Linked DNA regions of Mus musculus: region 2 is linked to region 1. Evidence: chromatin loops called from intact Hi-C (ENCODE). Cell type or tissue: left cerebral cortex. All regions are shown on one strand. Each heading gives the region's core, and the rest is flanking DNA. Links, peaks and the distances in the headings are about the cores only. Region 1 has its middle 5.9 kb from the start of 5031425F14Rik. Region 2 has its middle 19 kb from the start of Gm29679.

What was found. Peaks named below come from ENCODE experiments on the same cell type or tissue, not always from the same donor. Only the 100,000 strongest peaks of a DNase experiment are listed, where the experiment ranks them.
Region 2: it touches region 1 in a loop (2.6-fold over the local background); 5 of 42 quality-filtered maps call a loop at or near these places.

Annotation. Positions count from the first base shown.
Region 1 is chr2:166,436,645-166,446,428 of GRCm38, forward strand. No RefSeq gene overlaps it. Among named protein-coding and RNA genes, the nearest start is that of 5031425F14Rik, 5.9 kb to the right of the region's middle. RefSeq lists an enhancer at 3,976-6,483. In left cerebral cortex, for the core only: a CTCF peak has its summit at 3,987 (motif pointing left); DNase peaks (open chromatin) are centred at 1,713 and 4,145.
Region 2 is chr2:166,540,138-166,549,921 of GRCm38, forward strand. No RefSeq gene overlaps it. Among named protein-coding and RNA genes, the nearest start is that of Gm29679, 19 kb to the right of the region's middle. In left cerebral cortex, for the core only: a CTCF peak has its summit at 4,633 (motif pointing left); DNase peaks (open chromatin) are centred at 4,907 and 6,008; H3K27ac peaks cover 1,843 bases.

The DNA.
Region 1 (9,784 bases), core at 963-8,962:
AACAAACATTGTTTTCTCTTGGGAGTGAGCAGGTCAACCGTGCCCCCTGTTTTAGAGATCAGGCAATCTCCTGATTCAGATCGGGCTTGGAGCATGCTCAAACCCTGCCCTCCTCTTGCTCATGGTAAAAAGGCAAGAGCCCAGGTGCCCACCAAGCATGTTAGCCACCTCCCGTCATGTCACGCCTGCTAGCATCCCATTGACCTAAGGAAGTTATGCCATCAGAATTCTTCAGAATGAGAACATCGCTCCATCCATCCACTCTTCAGGAAGCTGAGAGCAGTTGTCAGGACTGGGAACAATACCCAGTCTGCTAGACCATAGTGGGGACTCTGAGGTCCCCTCACATGGCCAGTGTCCTCTCTTTGTTGTTTGGCTTTCAGATCATTTGCAGTGTTGGGGCACTGGCTGCTACACAGAGAGCTTCCCAGCCCCTGGCCACACTTGCACACCAGCTCCACTCTCTTTGAGAAGCATCTCGGAAGCCTTTAAGCTGTTCTGGCCCTATGGCTCAGTGGGTAGGGGCACTTGTGATATAAGCCTGACAGCTTGAGTTCCACCCCCAGTACCCACATAAAAGTGGAAGAAGAAAACCAACTGGACAATGTTGTCCTCTGACCTCCATCACACACCATGGCACAATCCCCAACCCAACCCACCCCCGCCACCCACAACAACAATAAATAAAATCTTTTTTGTTTATTATGGGCAAATCACACCAGAAAAGTTCCATCTCGGGTCAAGGCCACTTTGAATTAAAGAAGTGGCTGAACCAACTGCTAATGATTTACAAAATGAGCTTTGGTCCCCTTCAGATGTTGCTGTCCCCAGCATCCAGTCCTGCTGTCCCCTTGCAGCCACTGTGAATCCATTGTCATGTGGATTTATACATCAGACAGGTGAGCCTTGCCTACATACAGGGGGGTCCTGAACCTGTTACTGTTGCGCTCACCTCGTCCAGCAAGAAAAACGCAAAACGCAACACGGTCGGATTCTTCTCAACAACCTTCTTTATTTCAGGAACACCTCGATGCTACGGGAACCTCGGAAACCCAGGGACGACTCCTTATATACACCCCAGCACCTGGGAGAGCTATGTGTCCTCCTGGGATTGGTCAGTCTGCTGGCACTTTAATTTACATGCACCCGCTCCGGAGATGTTGGCGCCAGATTCGGGCTAGCGCCTGCGCAGTGGCGTTGTTTACGGCGCCATCTTTTAGGCGCCCAGCTGCCTACATGTTACAGCCCATCTCCTTTCACTTAAGGATAGGACATGTTGAGGGGTATCCAGCCGAAGTGAGAGGGAATCTGTGGGTGGCTATGATATACGATCAATGAGTCCATGAATGAACTGTCAAAAAATAAAGAAAAAATTACTTAAAAAATTTTAATGGAGTTGAATGCTGTTGATACCTCTCACCCAAGCTCCTCCAGGGACAGCACAGGGACTAAGGAGCACTGAGAAGCTGGGCCAGCTGGTCTGGCACCCGGTCTTTGTCTTCCATGTTGTGAGCTCATGGGCAGGTGTCTGCCCCTCTCTGAACCCAAACAAGCCTTAAGAAACCTCACATCTGTCTCCCTTATCGTAAACGTTGTGTGTCTATCTGTCCTCTTTCCAGCTGTCCCCCTCCCCCCAAGTAGCAGAGTTAACAGATATTTCTGCTCTGTTCTCATTTGCATGGAAGACATCAAGTTCCCACGTTGTCATTTCCATTTCTCCGTGCTAACAGATCCTCCAGGAAGTCGCTAACTAGAGCGCGCTCATCCCAGAAGCCTTCTGGACCATCAAATTTTTGAATAAATATCTTTTTATTTGTTGCTCCCGCTGAGAAGCCTATAAGCATCTGTGCTACACCAGGAAGGTTTCATTATTTTCCTAAGATTGATGCCAGTCAGCCCTGAGATCACCTTGAAGTGCCTGCATTTGTAAGGAGCCCTGCAGCCTCGCACAATCAGACTCTTAAGACTCATTAGAATTGAGATTTGCATCTGCAGTCGGGCAAAGGTGATATGGTGAGACACACGGGAGCCTTGTTCAGTCCTAAAGGAATGTATTCTAGAACACTCTGGGGAGTGGTCTTACATGCACACACGTGTGTCCATGCCTGTGGAGATCGGAGGTCGGCATCTGGTCTTTCCCCAATTGTTTTCACCATATTTATGAAACAAGGTCTCTCATTTGACACGGAGCTTGCCAGTTTAGCTAGGCTGTTTGGCCAGTGCTCTCCTAGGATCTGCCTGTCTCTGCCCTCCCCTACCCCTCCCTGTAGCCATGGGCAACCACATACAGCTTTTGGAGTGGGTGCTGTGGAGCTGAATTCAGTTCCTCGTTCTTGTAAAGCAAGTACTTTATTGAATGAGCCACCTCCTTGGCCGTCCTATTGATAAAGGTGCTAGGAGGTCACAAAGAACCTCACAACACACGTCTTCTGCCATCGCTGACCCACATCTACAGCTTATGCACGAGTGGACAGTCTATTGCTCAAACTGGACCACCTGCTTAGCACGTGGGAAAGTTAGGACTCCATCCCTGGAAACACACACACACACACACACACAGAGGTAAGCCTAGTGGTTAGGGAGGCAAGCAGACATACACTGACACGCCTAGTCCAGATGAGAGTGTGCCCTCGCCCTGCAGTCTGGGGGCCAAACAGGTGGAGTGTGCTCCAGCATGTTCAGGGAGCTGGGGTCTTAGTACAAAATAACAAATACCAGGATGTACGATGGCAGCACAAGATGCTAAGAGACCCAGGGATGGAGCTACCTGTTCAGCTGCCCCTTTGAATAGAGACCTCATATTGAACTTGCCCTCACTCAGTAAAAAGACAGTGATGTCCAAATGCTGGGCAGGGGAATGAGCTTGACCTCCTTGGTCCCCACAGCAGACCGGAGACTCTCAGCGCTGCGTGTGCTCCTGGCTGTCATTATTCAGTGCTTATGTTGCTGTCTCTCTCCTATTAGACTCAGTTTTCCAGCTCAGAGATGAAAGTGCGTCTTCTATGGACCCAGTCACAGAAAGCAGCCGAGGACAGAAAGACGGAGCACAGAGGAGGCTCCCCTCCCCTCTATCCTTCCCACCATCTCCACTCCAGCTCAGATCTGCTGGTGCGGGATCAGTGGCTGGCTCAGCTCAGCAGCCATCTTTCTAAAACAGAGCCGTGAACCTGCCATTATCTCTGGGGTCTCGGTGAAGCACAGCGAGATCTAAGCCGGCTGGCCCTTGCCTCTCCAAGGCTGCCTGGGTGGTGTTCTGAATCCAATCAAGAGGTCAGCAGCAGGCATCACCAGGGGCTAAGGGTGGTCACTGTGTCCTTTGTATCCTGATTGGCAAAACCACAAGGCCTTCCCCCAGCACCGACCTCCACAGACTTCAAATACTGTTTGACCCTAACATAACTCAACTTGAAAGAGACAGTTGGTTACAAAGTGTTTGCTTGGCAAGCCATTCAGACAGCTTAACGCTCAGCGAGAGCTCAGTTGGTAGAGTGCTTGCGGAGCAGAGCAGGGCATGAACAAACACTGTGCATGGGACGTCCCAGCACTGTACAAACTGTGAGCAGGGACACTCACTTGTAGTTCCTGTAGTTGGGAAGTGGAGGCAGGAGGATGAGAGGAATCTGAGGTCATCCTCTATTATGTAGCGAATTTGCAAACAGCCTGAGCTACACCGGACTGAGGCAAAGCAAAACAAAACAAAAACAAAGGCAGGGATCTAAAAGTGAGACATTTGGTGCTGGAGAGAGCACTCACTGCTCCTGCAGAGGACTAAAGTTCAGTTCCCAGCGCCCACAGCAGGAGACTCACCACCACTACAACTCCAGCTCCAGGGGTCCCCAGCTCCAGGGGTCCAATGCTCCTTTCAGGCATGTGCTGGCACCCAAAGTCAGGTGTGCATACACACAGATAGAAAACAAATCTTTATTAAAGAGATAGAATAAAAAGACCACTGAATAGGCTACTCTGACCCCAGCACTCTGCTGCCCCCTATAGGTCACTTTTTTAGTTTTCCAGTGTATCCCTCATTACTTTCTCCTGCGAATACAAACAGAATGGGCAGCATCACTTTCGCCTTGCTGTAAGCCTTAACTTCACCTACATCCAATGAAAACACGATGAGCGGCTTCCCATCTTGATGTCACGTGGCACTTTGCTTACATGCAACAATAATAGAACCACCTCCTATCTGTACTTTATCCATTTCAGGCTCCCTCAGGATGCCCATACCCCACTGTCTTTATTTGGTTCGGGCTTTATTTTTAATCAGCCACCCGCAGAGGGATGTTCATATTGTTTCTGTCGATGGTTCCCACCAACAAAGCTGTGATGTATGAACTCAGTCATCAGTATCTAGATTCGGGGACCCACAGGAGAAAGACACAGGCGCCAGAGTGCTGGCACAGAGACCAAGAGCGTTTGTCACTTCACAGGGATGGCCGCTGATGGTGTAGCACAATTTGGCTTCCAGAGGCAATTGTCGGGAATGTATAGTTCCTCATGGTCCTATCAGCATAGAATAATCACCCATGTTTTTTAATTTTTCCCCTTAACGACAGTGAAAGCTTTATCTCTTGTATGTTACTGGGGCATACGATAGAGATGGCTCCATGGATAGGCGCTGGCCACACAAGCGTGAAGGCTAGAATTTGGGTCCTAAAAAACCTACCCAAAACCTGAGTAGACGTGGCAGCTGCCTGTTATCCAAACACATACAGGACCAAGACAGGAGATTCCTGGAGCGGGCTGGCAGGCCAGACTAGCCCAATCAGAGAACTCCCAACTCAGTGAGCAGCCCTGCCTATGATTGAGAGTTGTGGAGGATACCTAATGCATGTGCACACATGTGCACATGGACCTGAACATACGTGTGCCCATGCTCATGAGAACATGCATATACACACACACATGTACACCACACATATGCACATGCCAAGAGAAAAAAAAAAACATATTTTCATCAAAACCATGTATATTTAAAAGATAACTAGGATCCCATACATTAAATGGTCCCACTGGTAACCCATGACGGAAGAGTGACAATAATGTGGTTTGAACATGAGATGTCCTCTAAAGGCCATCTTGTTGCCATCTTGGTCCCCAGTACAGTGCTCAGAGATAGGGCTTTGGGCAAGCAATTGGATCATAAGGGCTCTGATCCAATCAGTGGGGGGATGTATTGATGTCGCCCAACCTGATGAACTACTGTGCTAACCCTAACCCTAAACCCTAAACCCTAACCCTAACCCTAACCCTAAACCCTAACCCTAAACCCTAAACCCTAAACCCTAAACCCTAACACTAACCCCTAATCCCCTAACCCTAACCCTAACCTAACCCCTAACCCTAACAAACCCTAACCCCTAATCCCCAACCCTAACCCTTACCAGAAGGTAGGGCTGATTGAAGAAAGCAGGCCACTGAGGGAGTCATGGCTGAGAAGGGCATGTCTCTTGTCACCCTGTCTGCCTTCTGTCAGCTGCGACATAAGCATCCTCCACCACGTCAGACCCGTAACTATGGCACTAACTAACCATAGACTGAAACTGGCTAGAGAGACCCTTCTCCTTCTAAACCACTCCTCTCAGACTTTGTCACAGGGGTGACAAGTTTGACTAGCACAATTGCCATGCCCATTCTGCCATGCAGGTGCCTTCAGGCACTCTGGATAAAATATTTCCAACATGATAAGTGTGACCCAACCCTCTGCCAGGGCCATGTAGCTGGAGAGTCAGCATAGCTCTTTAGAACTGTGTGAACTGAAGTCCCCAGAAATGAGCCACAGCCACGCTGGCCATTCTGCAAGGCTGATTGACAGGTTAGAATGTAGTAACTGTGGTGAGGTTGGAATGTTGCAGATCCAGAAGCCAAGTTATGTTGGACCATCTTAGGCCTAAGTAGCCATTTCTTGTCTGCCTCCGCGTGTGACCTAACACCCTTGTGACTATTAGATAAGTTATTTTGAAATGTATCACCGGACTCCTAACAAACTTTCACCAACCCAAATGCTAAGAATGTCAGTAGACAGCGTTTGAGGCCGATTGCAGTGATATTCCTACTTTGTTGGAAACCACCTATCTGATGTTTCTGCGGGCACATCTAAAAAGTGTTCTGATCTATGACTTTCTTTGTTCTAATGTTATAAGATATAACTTCATACAATTAATATACAATATAATGTATAACTTCATACAATTGAGTTTTATGAGAACTTGGAATTTTGGGGTACTCAAATCCGTGTCCCCAACCCATGGCTACTCAGGTCTGGCTCCAAAATAAGCCACCGTTCATTACCCTTGAGGTATGAGATGATTTTCCCACTGACAGTCTTGGAGCAGGGAGGGGGCACTTTTTGCAAATATAGGTCATTGGGCTGCTCACACATCCCTTACTATATGACACACGGTCTCTAGACCAGAACCCCCGTGCTGCCTCCACAGCCTGCCAAAGTGGAGGTGGCCTCAGGCACATCAGTGGCAGCTTGATGAACTGTGGCGTGCCTGGCCAGCTGACAGCTAGTGGTCTCAGATTGGATTCCGCAGCGAGCTCGTCGGCCAGAGAAAGGCTCGTGGCTAACAGCTAATGTCCTCTGAACACGTGTTTGTGCTCACGGTCTGCACCTTTATTGCTCAACCAGACGCCACAATTCTTTCTGCTGGGCAGCAATCTGACGAGGCGCATCTGTCTCACATGTAATTCAAGGCGAGGCCCATTAGGCGAGGCAATTCCTGGCCTGTTTGTGTGCTTTTCAAAAGCCGTTGCAGCCAATTCTCCAGCACTGTGGCTTTAAAAGAAAATAACGGAAAGGATTCTGATAATATTTAAGGAGATTTTGTCTTCTCTATTATGCTGTTTCAGTGAACAGTGACAATTTAGAACCCCAGGGACAGGGCATCCGTATGGCATAATGGATTGCTTTTTAAAATGTATTTTATTCATGCTTTATATGTATGACTGTGCATGGTGTGTGTGTGTGTGTGTGTGTGTGTGTGTGTGTTTACATGGTCGTGTGTGAGGATACACCCATGCACGGTGAATGTGTAGGGATCAGGGGACAGCCTTGATCCCGGTCCCTGCCTCACGCCCTGTTTAGACAGTATCTCTTGTTTCCGCTGCACTGTGTACACCTCAAGCTCCTGGGACATCCTTTTGTCTCTTCCTCCCATCTCACCGCAGGAATGCTGGGAATACCATTGAGCACCACCGTGCCCACTGCCTACATGGGTTCTGGGGACCTGAACTCAGGTGGGCAGGATTGAATGGAGAAATGCTTTTAGCCTGAGCCATATCTGTGCCCACCCCTTTAAGACTGTGAAGCTGAAGATGATGTCTGTCTTTACATCCTAAAACATAAAACTTATTCTTTTAAAAGTCTGTCTACATCTCTGCCTGAAATCTCAACTTTCGGGAGGTTGAAGCAGGATTGGGAGTTGAAGGCTAGCCTGGGGTACATGTCGCATTTCAACAACAGTAACAAGACCTGTGTCATTCAGGATAAATGTCTGCCAGGCTCTTGGAGATCACGGTCAAGTTACTCAGACCAGCAACCTAAGCACTTTTTAGTGGGTCGTCTGACTGTTTATGCACAATGCCTGGTTGGAAAAGGGGTTGGTGCTGCCTTAAAAATACCATGAGCCAGCTGGGCGGTGGTGGCACACGCCTTTAATACCAGCACTTGGGGGGCAGAGGCAGACAGATTTCTGAGTTTGAGGCCAGCCTGGTCTACAAAGTGAGTTCCAGGACAGCCAGGGCTATACAGAAAAACCCTGTCTTGAAAAACCAAAACAAACAAACAAAAAACCCATGAGCCTTGCTGGCAATGTGGGTCAGCCAGCGACGGCGTTTATGGGCAAGCATGGGGCCTGCTCACAAGGTGGAAGAGGAGACGCAACTCCTTTGAGTTACTCCCTGACCTCTACATGGGTGGCATGGTGCATGCACACACGAGAAATACATAAATACAAACACTATGAAAAACATTTATATGTAAACCATACATACATGCTTGCACACACGCGCACACATACACGCATACACACACACATACATATATACATATAAGTTGCTCCCATCACAATGGTCCCAGCTGCTGTTCAGCACTGTCTCCACTTGTCTCCTGGGCTCTACATCAGTCTCCAGCTTAGCTCCTCTCCCCAGTCTATCCTTAACAACATAACATGAGTGGTCCTTTTACAGATAAATTAGATCTAGTCATACCTTCTGCTTCCCACACAGAAAGCTCAGAGCATCTGTAGGGTTTAGCCTTCCCACTTCTCAATCCCTCTCGCTATGGATCTAGCCTTCCTACCTCTCCATCCTTTCCACCCTTGACTCCGCACTGTGCTATGACTTCCACCAACAGCCCAAAAGACCTACCACAGGGCCTTTGCACTGCTGTTTGCTGTGTACAACATTTCCCAAGAGCTCCCTACCATCCCATCTCTCAGGGTTCACACCAGTCTCTTCTGAGGAAGCCCCTTTGGCCCAGGTCAGCCATTCCCAGATTTACTGTCTCGCTCAGCATTCTGTCACTTCCTGACCCCTTTTGTCTGATGATTGCCTGTGGCCAGAATTGGAACCTAGGGGAAAGCCTGCACAGCCGACGTTCTGTACCACGAAGAGTGAATCCCTGGGGAGTTTGGTTGTGATAGTAAACACAGCAGCTTTCCTGGAGTCCTCAAGAGCAAAGCAAACACAAACAATGGACCTCGTGCGGTCCAATACAGAAACGCTCAACCATTTTTTAAAATGTCCATTTAGGACCTCACAGTTGCCTTGATTTTTGAAGACAGCAATTAAGCCGAGAGAGAGTTCCAGCCGCTGTGTTTTTAATCTGAATTTTTCCTGTTCCACAGCCATGCAGCTTTCAGGGGCCCATCCTGTCACTCGTATTTTGGAGAAGACCGGGCTTGACAAGGGAAGCCACTGGCCCTGTCAGTCAGGGCTGAGCCCCACAGCACCAAGTGTCAGTAGAGATGAGGTCCTGTGCTGGCTGCTGCTCAGTCAGGACGTTTTGCGTAATTGAAAGGCGAAGTTAACAGCAGTAAAGAAAATTAACTCGGATGCCCAACGGTTGGTGAAGCAGAGCGTGGAAAACAAATGGAGCAGAGGCGACAGTGAGCTCAGCCTGTCCCTTTATAAAGAGACAGAGGAACCTGCCTGGGGAGGATGCCTGTGTGGTTAAATCAGGGCTGTGGCTGGGACCAGGACACAGGTTGAAATCAGCTGTCCCCTCTCCAGCTGTGCCCTGCACAGGGCTGCGTTAGGAAGAAGCTCTGCAGCCTGAGAGTGCACAGCACACAGGCACACGGGGACCTGGCGCTACCAGACACACTGGTGGGGCTTAGATCCCTCCATGCTCTGTGGAAGCGTCTCATGGAAGCCACTCCACAGTCCCAGGGGTGACAGCGGGGTCTGTCACTCTCCTACTTCCTGGGTGTCACACTGGGGCAGAAGAACAAGCGCTAAGCTGTATGTAAGCGCCCTGCCTGTGCTCCTGTAGGAACAGGAAGAAAGCCACTCTCCATCCATGTCCCAGAGTGGGGACAGGGAGAGACCCTCTTCCTGTGGAAGCCCCTGTTTGTTCCTGCAGCCTGACCCAGCCTGCTCTTTTCTTATTTGTTCTTTGTTCTAACCAGCCCATCCAGGGCTCAGAGAGGAGATGAATAAGAAGTGTCCTTCTTGGAGACCCCTGGGATGTCTGGTGTTGGAGCTGTATAGCAGTGGTGTGTTTTCTGTCCCTGTGACTTCCACTTTCCCAGTGAAGTAAACAGTACCATGATAAATC
Region 2 (9,784 bases), core at 1,141-9,140, 100 kb after region 1:
CAGCCGGTCAGGCAAAGCTATGGAAAGGACAGCTTCCTCGTGCACTGTATCCTCTGTGAAAGGATAACATAAACCCCTTTGTCTCCATGTAAGGACCAGGCCTGATTTCAAAAAGAAGGCCAGAGGCGCCAGCTCCAGGAACAGACCTTAAAATCCAGAACAAGATCATAAAACCCCCTCCCCCAAAAGAACAGCCTGGGGACAGCCACAAAAAAGGGGAAACATCTTATCTCAAATGTGCCACCTGCACTGGGCAGCCCTAGTTCATCATGTTTAAACATCCATGACATAGGAATGTAGACCACTGACCTCCTGTGACCCCCTAACATCCACCAATGAACTGTTAGATGACCTAATCCTTCTAGAGAGTTCCCCTGGTTCCCTATAAGAAGGCTTGCATGCCTTTGTCTGGGGTCACCATTTTGGAAAATGGCTGATCCCCACAGGCTGGATGTGTTGTCTTGGCACATTATCTGAATCCGGGATCTTCCTTCAGTGATTTTTCCCACCCTTACACTCTGCCCCATGAAGGACCGAGTCTCCAGGAGACAAAATCATCCTGTTTTCTGTTAAGTTGTTTCCTATCAGGGATTTTGTCAGAATAATAATTATATCTACCCTCCCAGGCTAGAACCTAGCTGTCCAGGGGCGGAAAACTGCCCACTGTCTCCTCTGCATGCAGTGAAACTTTTCTAGTGTGGCAGGTGGCTCATACTCTTCTCTCCTTCTCTCTTCTGGACACCGTATGCTGATGATCCTTGGAGAGTCCCGACTTCTACATTTGGGTCACGTGCTGTGGGTTGGAGACAGCAGCCCAGTTGGGCTCTGCACTAGAGCGGAGCCCCAACCAGAAAGGCTTTCATCGTAGCCTGTAGCTACACCTTCTTCTTCTAAGGCCTCCCAGAGCATCCCAAGGAACAGCCCTGACCCTGAGTAAATCCCACCCCCTTGTCTCCTGTATTTGAGGGGCATACATGAATTGGGGGGGTCCAATCATGTGAACCACACTTGAGAGCCACAGTAAAGCAATACCACAAAGAGGTCTTGGGTTGGCAGCTCTGGCAAGGGCCCTCCCCAGTAAGGAAGGAGAGAGCACAGCTAGCTGTCAGGCTGAGAAAAGCCAGCTGGGTCCTGGATGCCACCTGACCATGGGACTTTGCCATCTGGCTGGTGTGTTCTCTTTGCTTTCAGACTCTCCAGGTTGGCTCTGTAGACCTTGTGACCAAGGGGTCAGGGAGCAGTGCCTATGCCTGACTGGGGGTCAGGGAGTGATGCCTAAGGGGGCAGCCATGATTTGGGCTGAGCCCCACCTGATGGGCATAAACCCATGTGCACAGGAAGGGCTGCCAGGCTGCCCGAGAAGTCTGGTCCCCTCCCTCTGCAGGGGGGGGCCTCTATCCCCTCCCCTTGGGGGGTTCTGACTGCTCGCCCCCACCCCTCTCTCCATATTCTGTTTCCACATTCCTCATCTTGAACGATGGCAGGCTGAAACACTTAATTTTCCTCCTCCAGCCCAATTAATATGAAAGTGTGCTGAGCTGACGAGACAGTGAGAAGCAGGTCGTTTATATCAATTAGCGAAGCCAGCGCTGAACAGCCTCCAGGGACCCACAGCAGCGGGAAGGGGAGCCGAGGAACTGAGGCCCTGAGGGAAAAGCAGCAAGGAGCTGGGGTGCCAGCATTCGGGCTCTCCTCTGCTTCTCATTAAGTCTGTCTCTCTGTCTCTTCCTTCTTTCTCTCCTCTCCTTCCCCTCCCTCGTCCTTTCTTCCTCCCTCCCTCCCTGCCTCCTCCATTCCCTCTCTCTTGTCTCTTACTCTCCCTCCAACGTTCCTCGCTTCCTTCCTTCTTCCCTCTCTTCCTTATTAGGCTAAACCCATGGGTGATTGGTTTTTTTTTTTCCTCTGTGTCTTTCACTGGCATACCTGGAGATGCAGCTCGGTGTGCAGCACTCTGTAAATATTCATGGGGCAGGCGATACCCTGTGCCCTTTGGGTCCTGGTGAGCTGTAGAGGACCTTGTCGGGGTCAGGGTTAGAGGAACCTGGGGCAAAGCTGCAGAAATGCAGGTCACAGTAGGGAGCAGGTTTACCCCACTGGCAGGGAGCACTTGCAAAGTTCATTCCAGTGGCTAAGCCACGGGGACTGGAATTTTAAAGCAGCACGTGAAGATGCCTTGCTGCCCTGCGCCTGACATCTAATCAATGGGCTCTAATCTGAGAGCAGGTGCTCATCATCTCAAGTATTGATGGACTGCAGCACAGAGTCTCTGCCTGGGGCCCCGAGGGCAGAGGTGGACAGCTGTATAACCAAACCGCAAAGCAGGCTGATGAATTAATGAGTCCTGAATCAGGCAGGTGAGTGTGGGATTCTGTGGTGCGTTTAATGAGAATAGACCCCGGGGCCCCTAGACTCATAGGTTTAAATGCTCGATTCCCAGTGGGTAGAACTGTTTGGGAAGGATCAGGAGGTGTGGCCTTGTTGGAAGTGGTACGTCCCTGAACTTGGGTTCTGAGGTTTCGAAAGCCCACTCTGTTCCAGTCAGCCTTCTCTCTGCCTCCTGCTTGTAGAACGAATGTCAGCTGCTACTCTAACGCCATGCCTGCCTGCCTGCCTGCCTGCACCTTCCATGGCAGCATGGACTCTAGACCTCTGAATCTGTAAGCTCCCAATAAACTCTTCCGTCTGTAAGAGGCCTCATTTGTGGTGTCTCTGTAACTCATATGGACCCCGGAATTCTCAGACTCCCCACAGGGTCAAGTCCCATTATTCCCATTATGCTGACAGATAATGGACCTGGAGAGCAGAGAGGTTTCTAAGTTTTCCCAAGGCCACATAGCTGACTCAGAACTTGAGTGACCCCAAGCCAAGATGACTAACCTCACCCCAGTGTGCCCAGGACCACCCCAGTCTACAAGGAAACCCCCACTGTAGAAAGCTACAGGGGCTGTAGGTCACATGGTCTGGGATGTGCACTGGAAACTGTCCTGGGGACCTGTGACACTTTTAGACCCATAAGAATATTGCAATTGTTTTGAAAACCCGAAGGAAAATGGATGGGAAATGGCCCAGATGTGTGGAGCCCCTGAAAATGCTATAGCCGACAGGGAAACAGTCTGCCCGAGGCAAGCAGGAAATCCGTTTCAGCAAGACTTAGCAGGTGTTGGTTCAGACTTCTAGTGTCTGACCCTGAGTAGTGTATGTTAAAGATACTTGAGTGCAGTACAATTTTGGAGGGAAAAATCCCTGGTAGCAATGATCTCAGTCCTGTGTCCACAATAAAGCTTAGGGCGTGACTGCATCGAAACTCCTTTGCCAAGCACATGTGACCTCTACCATAAAGATGGATTCTATAGCTTAAGGAACTAGGATCTGGTGTGATCCTGATCATGCAGATAGTATAGAGGCCAGCACACTGCAAAGTACCTGTGACATTACCTCTGAAGATGGGTTCTACTGACTGAGAAACAAAGCTAAGATAAAGGTCTGGGGAGGGAGAGTCCAGGGGATTCAGGTGTGGCCTGGTCCTTCAGATAACACAGATCACCAGGCTATTATCCACCCTGAGCTTTCAGGGGGTGGGAGGAAACAGGTATACGCATCCCCTTTGTCGGATAGACAAGTTGCATGTTTAATGTCCCTGGTTTCCCTGTACTTATCTGTGAGCCCAGAGACCTCGGGTCCTTCACATGGAAAGGACTGTTCCCCCAATGCAGTTCCAGGAGCAAGAGGAAACAGACAGAGTGGGACTAGGCATCAGCCTGAGACAGGGGGATTTCAGGGTTTGAGGGTCAGATCTTAGATCTGTGCATCTGGGCAGATGACGGCAGGACACGGTGGTCTCAGCCCTGACCCACGACTTGTCTCTGCATCTTGAATCTTGTCTGGGTTGCAAGAGAGCATCAGTGAGCTGCTTAGCAAAGCACTCTGTATACAGTAAGTGTGAAATCAATGGGGTCCTGGTCTTAGATTTAAGAAACATATGAGCAGAATGTAATAACAACACTATGGCAAGAAGTGAGACCATGAACACGGGGGACCTGCCCACAAGATCCAGGGAGCAGAGGGAGCAGGAGACAGAGCCAGGGACACCCAACTTTAAGGCCAATGGGAAAGGAAACAGCAGAATCCAGGCAGGAGGGCCTTGACAACCAGGGGGTGAAGGGCAAGGTGAAGCTGGAGGTCAGCACCAGGCTCAGAGCCCTGGAGAACATCGCGAACATGTAGGGTAGGGGAGTGGGTGGTGTCATGGGAATGGATACAGATGTCTGTGCTTTCCTGAGAGTCTACAGGCTCCTTTCCTAGCCAGGATTTCCATTGCTGCGAAGAGTCACTGCGATCACGAGATACTGTGATCCCAGCAACTCTTATAAAGGAAAGCCTTTAACTGGGGCTGGCTTATAGTTCAGAGGTTCACAGTACTGGATAAGGAGCTGAGAGTTCTACATCCGGATGGAAGGGAGGATGACGCTGGACCCGGCTTGAGCATCTGAGACCTCAGAGCCCATCCCCATGTGACACACTCCCTCCAAAAGGCCACACCTCCAACAGTGCACTTCATTCACCTGACCAGTTCTTACTGGGCTTTTTCTATAGGTGAGTATCAAGCCCACCCATGCAGGCAGCCTCGATGCAGCGCCCCCTAGAGGTTACCCATCCCCATGTCTGTGTCTCAGCCCCATCTGACTAGACTACTTGAATTGGCAGAGGTGTGGCTAGAACCTCTACATCGGGTTTGCTCACTGCTGGATAGCAGGCTAGGGTTAATGGGGGAGATAGCTGCTCAGTAACTTCCTGTATTGGATTAAGTCAGTTTGAATCAGTCTTGCATCCTCTGAAACACGATTTGATACAAAGCCTCCAATGTTCTAAAATAAATGGCAGTTTCCACACACCTTCATGGACAGATGGCTTCCCAGACAGGCAACACAGCTAAATGTGAGATCACAGCACAGAGCAGCCTCCTCTTCCTGTCCCCTCCCTCCAGTCCCAGGCTGAGCTACAAGTTAGTGCAACCTGAGATGCTGTTTTTGAAATTGTCCTTAGCTCATTAGTGTCATACACCTTCCTGTCAGCTCCAGACCACAGTCTGGGACACCCCACCACCACCATCCACCCCCTCCTCCCACTTTCCCTACCCACTCTCTCCCTTTGATCCCACTCCCCACACTCCCACACCCCTCCACCACCACTGCCCTGCCCCACCAAATATGCAAAACAGATTCCTAAATCCTGAGACCAACAGAGTTGGACCTAAGAGCCTCCCACAGTGTGTATGTTAGTTTTATTTCAGATTTATGGGCCAGGCAGGCCATCCCTAACGTCCGATGCGTACGTCTTTTACTGCGTTGGACAGCGGACCCTCATCACCATGCAGCCTGAGATTTACTGCCATCTTAAGAGCGTCCGAGTTTAATTTCATTACTTTTAAATATTTACAGAGCTTTAAAATTCTATCTTGGCTTTTATGGCGAGCAGTGGCATTGTATGTTCTGTCTGTGACTGTCTGACACCAAGTCCTTGGGAAGGGGCTGGGGCGGGGGGGGGGGGGTAAGGGGACCAAAAGGCAGCCCCACCCCTTGGGGGATCTGAGCAGCATGCTGCTGGCCATGGAGAGGCTGTGTCTGAGGGAATCCCAGTGACCCAGAGAAACCAGATGGTATAGGACCTAGAGGACAAGCCAGGCCTCCAGGACAAAGACAGGTGGAGCCTTCCAGGGAAGCCCCGTGACATCACTTCCTGGAAGTCAGGGCTCTGCTTCCAAGAGGCAATGAAGAGGTGAGGGCAGAGGCTCAGAGAACAAGGGAAGGGCAAAGATGGAGAGGAGAAGATGGAGCCTCGGAGACGAAGGCCTCTGCAGGGTGGGTGGGAGAGAAAGGGGTGGGAGGGAGGAGGACGCCTCTAGACAAGCAGCAGTTTCTGAATCCGCAGAGCTGGCTCCCCCCTGGAGCCTGTGCTGTTGCAGTAAGCCCAATTCCTGCAAGGACGTGGTGCCTGCATATTCAGACATGTGGGGGCAGACAGTGTGAGGCCATGCTGCAGGCTGATCGTTTATTCCCTCGTCAGTATCCACTGGACACTCTTCAGCACTGTGTCTCAGCCTTGGAGTTCAGCAGAGGCTGAGCAAGCCGAGCACTGTGCAGTGGGATCATGGCTTTATGGCCTTGATGAAGGAAGCCAACCACATGATGCTGGGGACTCAGCAGGGAAAGCAGGGCGCCACACAGACAGGAGGGTGTGCAGGGCACTGAGAGGGCTCCCCCAGAGCACATGCACTTGTGGTCTCAGGAGGTGACAGACAGTATGGACAGTTAAGTGAAGAGGGGACGTCATCTATTAAGTTACAGGGAAGCTGTGGGGATGCCGCATCCCGGCTGGGGTGAAATTTGATGCTGTGCTGCTTTGGGGTTCCCACAACCCCATAACCTCTCATCTATACTAATAAAAGCCCAACAAACTTGCTGGTTCACAAGTTGGAGTTTGGCTCAAGCATTACTATAGTTGGCTCTCTGGCATGAACGGACATTTGTTTTTGTCTCCCAGGAAAAGCTCGCATGACTGGAGAACAGGAAAGCCAGAGCATGGTCAGCTCCAGGGGACCCCGAAAATAAGCTGGCACCCCAACAACCATGCCTGTGACCCCCCTTTCAAGGGCCTTCACTGGGTGCACAAAGCCAGAAGCAAGGAGCCCATGGCATGGGTCACCCAGACAACACCGACAGTCCCAGAAGAAGGTAGGTCCAGAGGACCAAGAAAAACATGTGGCTCAAGCTACAGCCAAGGCCAGGGTTATGGCTTCACCTAAGAGATAGGGTGACAGTGGATAGAAAGGTGACAAGGCCTAACTCTTGTGTTCAGAGTTCTCCTCAGCTATGGGGACAATGGACAGAGCCATGAAAATGCCTGCAGTGGCTCAAGAAGAGGTGACAGTGGCTATGGCTTTGGTGGCAGGAGATGTGCAGGACACCGAGCCTGGAATCAAACCTCAGGCGCCACTTCAGGCTATCCAGGTGACATAAAGAACAAGGGAGACTCCTATGTCTGCCTGAAGCCGGTGCTAAGCCAGAGCAGCTATGTGCCTGTGTGTGGAGCAGTAAGGATTCCAGGTGGCTGGGCTTCTTGCTGTAAGCCAATAAGGAGAGGACTGCATTCCGGGCTCAGGAGACTCCAACGGGAGCAATAGACCATCTGACAAAAACCTCAGCACCAGGCATGAGAAGCCTTCTCTTGTGTTGTTGGTCAGGGTTATCCAAGAGCCTTCCAAAATGTTATAGGCTATCGCTATTGTCCTTGGTTGCCTCCCAGAGGAGGAAGGTAAGTCCCCATTGCTGAAGATAGCATATACTTCAGACTCTACCTGAGGTGTGTTATATTGCCTTAGTTAGATCACAGGATCAATTTCCTTTCTCCTGATTACAACCTGAGATTTCTGAGATGCTTCCATTATGCTAATGAGGCATCTCGGTACCCTAATCCCCCAGCCAATGACCTTTGCCCACCCTGGATGTCCCTACCCTCAGTTCCCCAAAACTTTATAAGCCTTGAATCACCCAAAGTAAAGTTGATCTGCCTCCTGATAGGTGGTCCCAGTGTGGTCATTCACCATTCGGACTCACAGAGCTTCCAACCCGTTTGTCCCCTCTGCTCCCACTGCCCTCGTGAACCATATAGGCCGATGACCACGAGAGCGGGGAGGACCACAGAAACCTAGGCAAGTCCGCAGGGCTAGTGATGTCATGGACCTTGGAGAACCTACAACCACCACTTCCCTCAGCCAGCATTACTGACGTTCTCCGACCTGTGCACATCTATGTTTGTGAGACCTGAGCTGTGAGGACCTGAAAGAACGGGGCAGACCACAGCCTAACGCTTTAGACAAGCTTACTTCAGAGTCAGTGGACTTCTATACACGAATGTAACAAAGAAAGCAGTGGCCCAGGGGAGGCTGTTGGAGTTCAGAAGAACATGATGAGACAAACATGTAAAGAAGCGTCAGTAAGCACATACCAAATATTGACAGAGCAGCGCTTTCCCAGCACTTTCTCAGGACAGAGCCATTGAAACACAATCGCCTGGCACATACTGGAGAGTATATCTGGGGAAAACATGAAAGCACAGCAGAAGGCCAGATCCAGATTCAGGGCACACTGACCGGATTGGGTTCTACAGCTATGATCCGACATCCAACAAGAATAAACATGCCTTATAAATTGAATGTAAATGTTTAGCACTGGAGGCACAAAAACACATCCAAAGAGCAAAATGCCCTCAAAGTAAAAGGCCCTCTGAGCTTTTTCCTGCCGCCTCTCTCACAGTTCCCCAAGGCATTGTTCCACATGGGTTACATTCCAAGTAGTTGTCTTTGTAACCACTGTGGTAGTTTGAATGGCACCCATAAGCTCATGTGTTTCAATGCCTGGTGCCCAGTTGGTGGAACTGTTTGAGAGGGATTACGAAGTGTGGCCTTGTTGGAGGAGGTGTGGCCTTGTTGGAAGAGGTGTGGCAGGGGCAGTGAGCCACTCTGTTTCCAGTTAGCTTTCTCTGCCTTCTGCCTGTGGATCAGAAGCTCTCACCTACTGCTCCAGCACCATGCCTGCCTGCTACTATGCTCCCCATTATGATGATAATGAACTCTAACCCTCTGGAAATGTAAGTCCTCTCCCCCCACCCCCCCACCCCCACAATTCCCCCTCAGATCTCCCCCCCCCCCCCCGCCCCTCGCCACAATGTTTTCTTTTCTAAGTTGCCTTGGTCATGGTGTCTCTTCACAGCAACAGAAAAGTAACTAAGACATCCATGGATAAGTGCAGTCCTCATCCCTCAACAAGGAAACTGTGAGTGTGTGTGTGTGTGTGTGTGTGTGTGTGTGTGTGAACTAAAGTAAAAGAGGCCATGAATTTAGAGAAACAAAGGGCAAGAGAGACAGGCAGACAAATAGAGACAGAAAGAACACTGTACCCACTGCGACCTTGAGCCCCTTTAGGCCTGGCCAGATCCAGAAAAGACCTACCTGGCCCCTGAGGGAGAGACAGCAAGAGAAGCAGGCTTACCCCTTGCCCTCCCATTTCTCACCCTGTGTGTTAGGAAACACTGTGGACCGCAGAAACCACAGGGGCTGCTTCCTTCCTGTGTCCTCTGAAGCTGGTCTGTCCCAACTGCTCTAGGTGGCACACAGCAGGTGACTAACTAGGGGTCCCATCCCCTTCCCCCCCAAGGCAGGGCGAAGGGGGAGGGTGATCCCCATCACTTGTGTCTTGTCAGAAAGTCGGGACAATGTGGCAGAGTGGAAGCCCCCAGTTGCCAGGCCCGTGGTGCACAGGCTGGGGCCTCATCAGGCCCACTGCCACCAATGCAGCAAGATCCTTGGGCAGAGGTTACACACGGGAGCATCCCAGCCCCTCCCACGGGCGAGCAGTCAGGACAAGCAGCAGTCTGAAAGCAGTGCACCTCCAACAGCTGAGCACAAAATGGACCAGGCCCGCCCTCCAGGATCCTCATGTCAAGGCAGGGGCAGACCAGGGTCAAGGGAAAAACACCTGCTTTCCTGGGTTGTAAATGCCAGAAAGGGAAGGCACGGGGTGGGTAGGGTGGAGAACATGGCCCAGACCCCTGTCTCTTCTCTCCATGTACAGACAAATTTACAACAGTTCTAAGAGGCCAGTGTCCACATCTGTCCCCAGAGTTCCTTCTGTGTATCCACTCGGATGCTATCTAGTCCAGGACGCTGAGTGCAAGGTACAGGGTATACAGCCTCTGGGCTACCAGCATGGCCGTCTGGCTGTGGAGC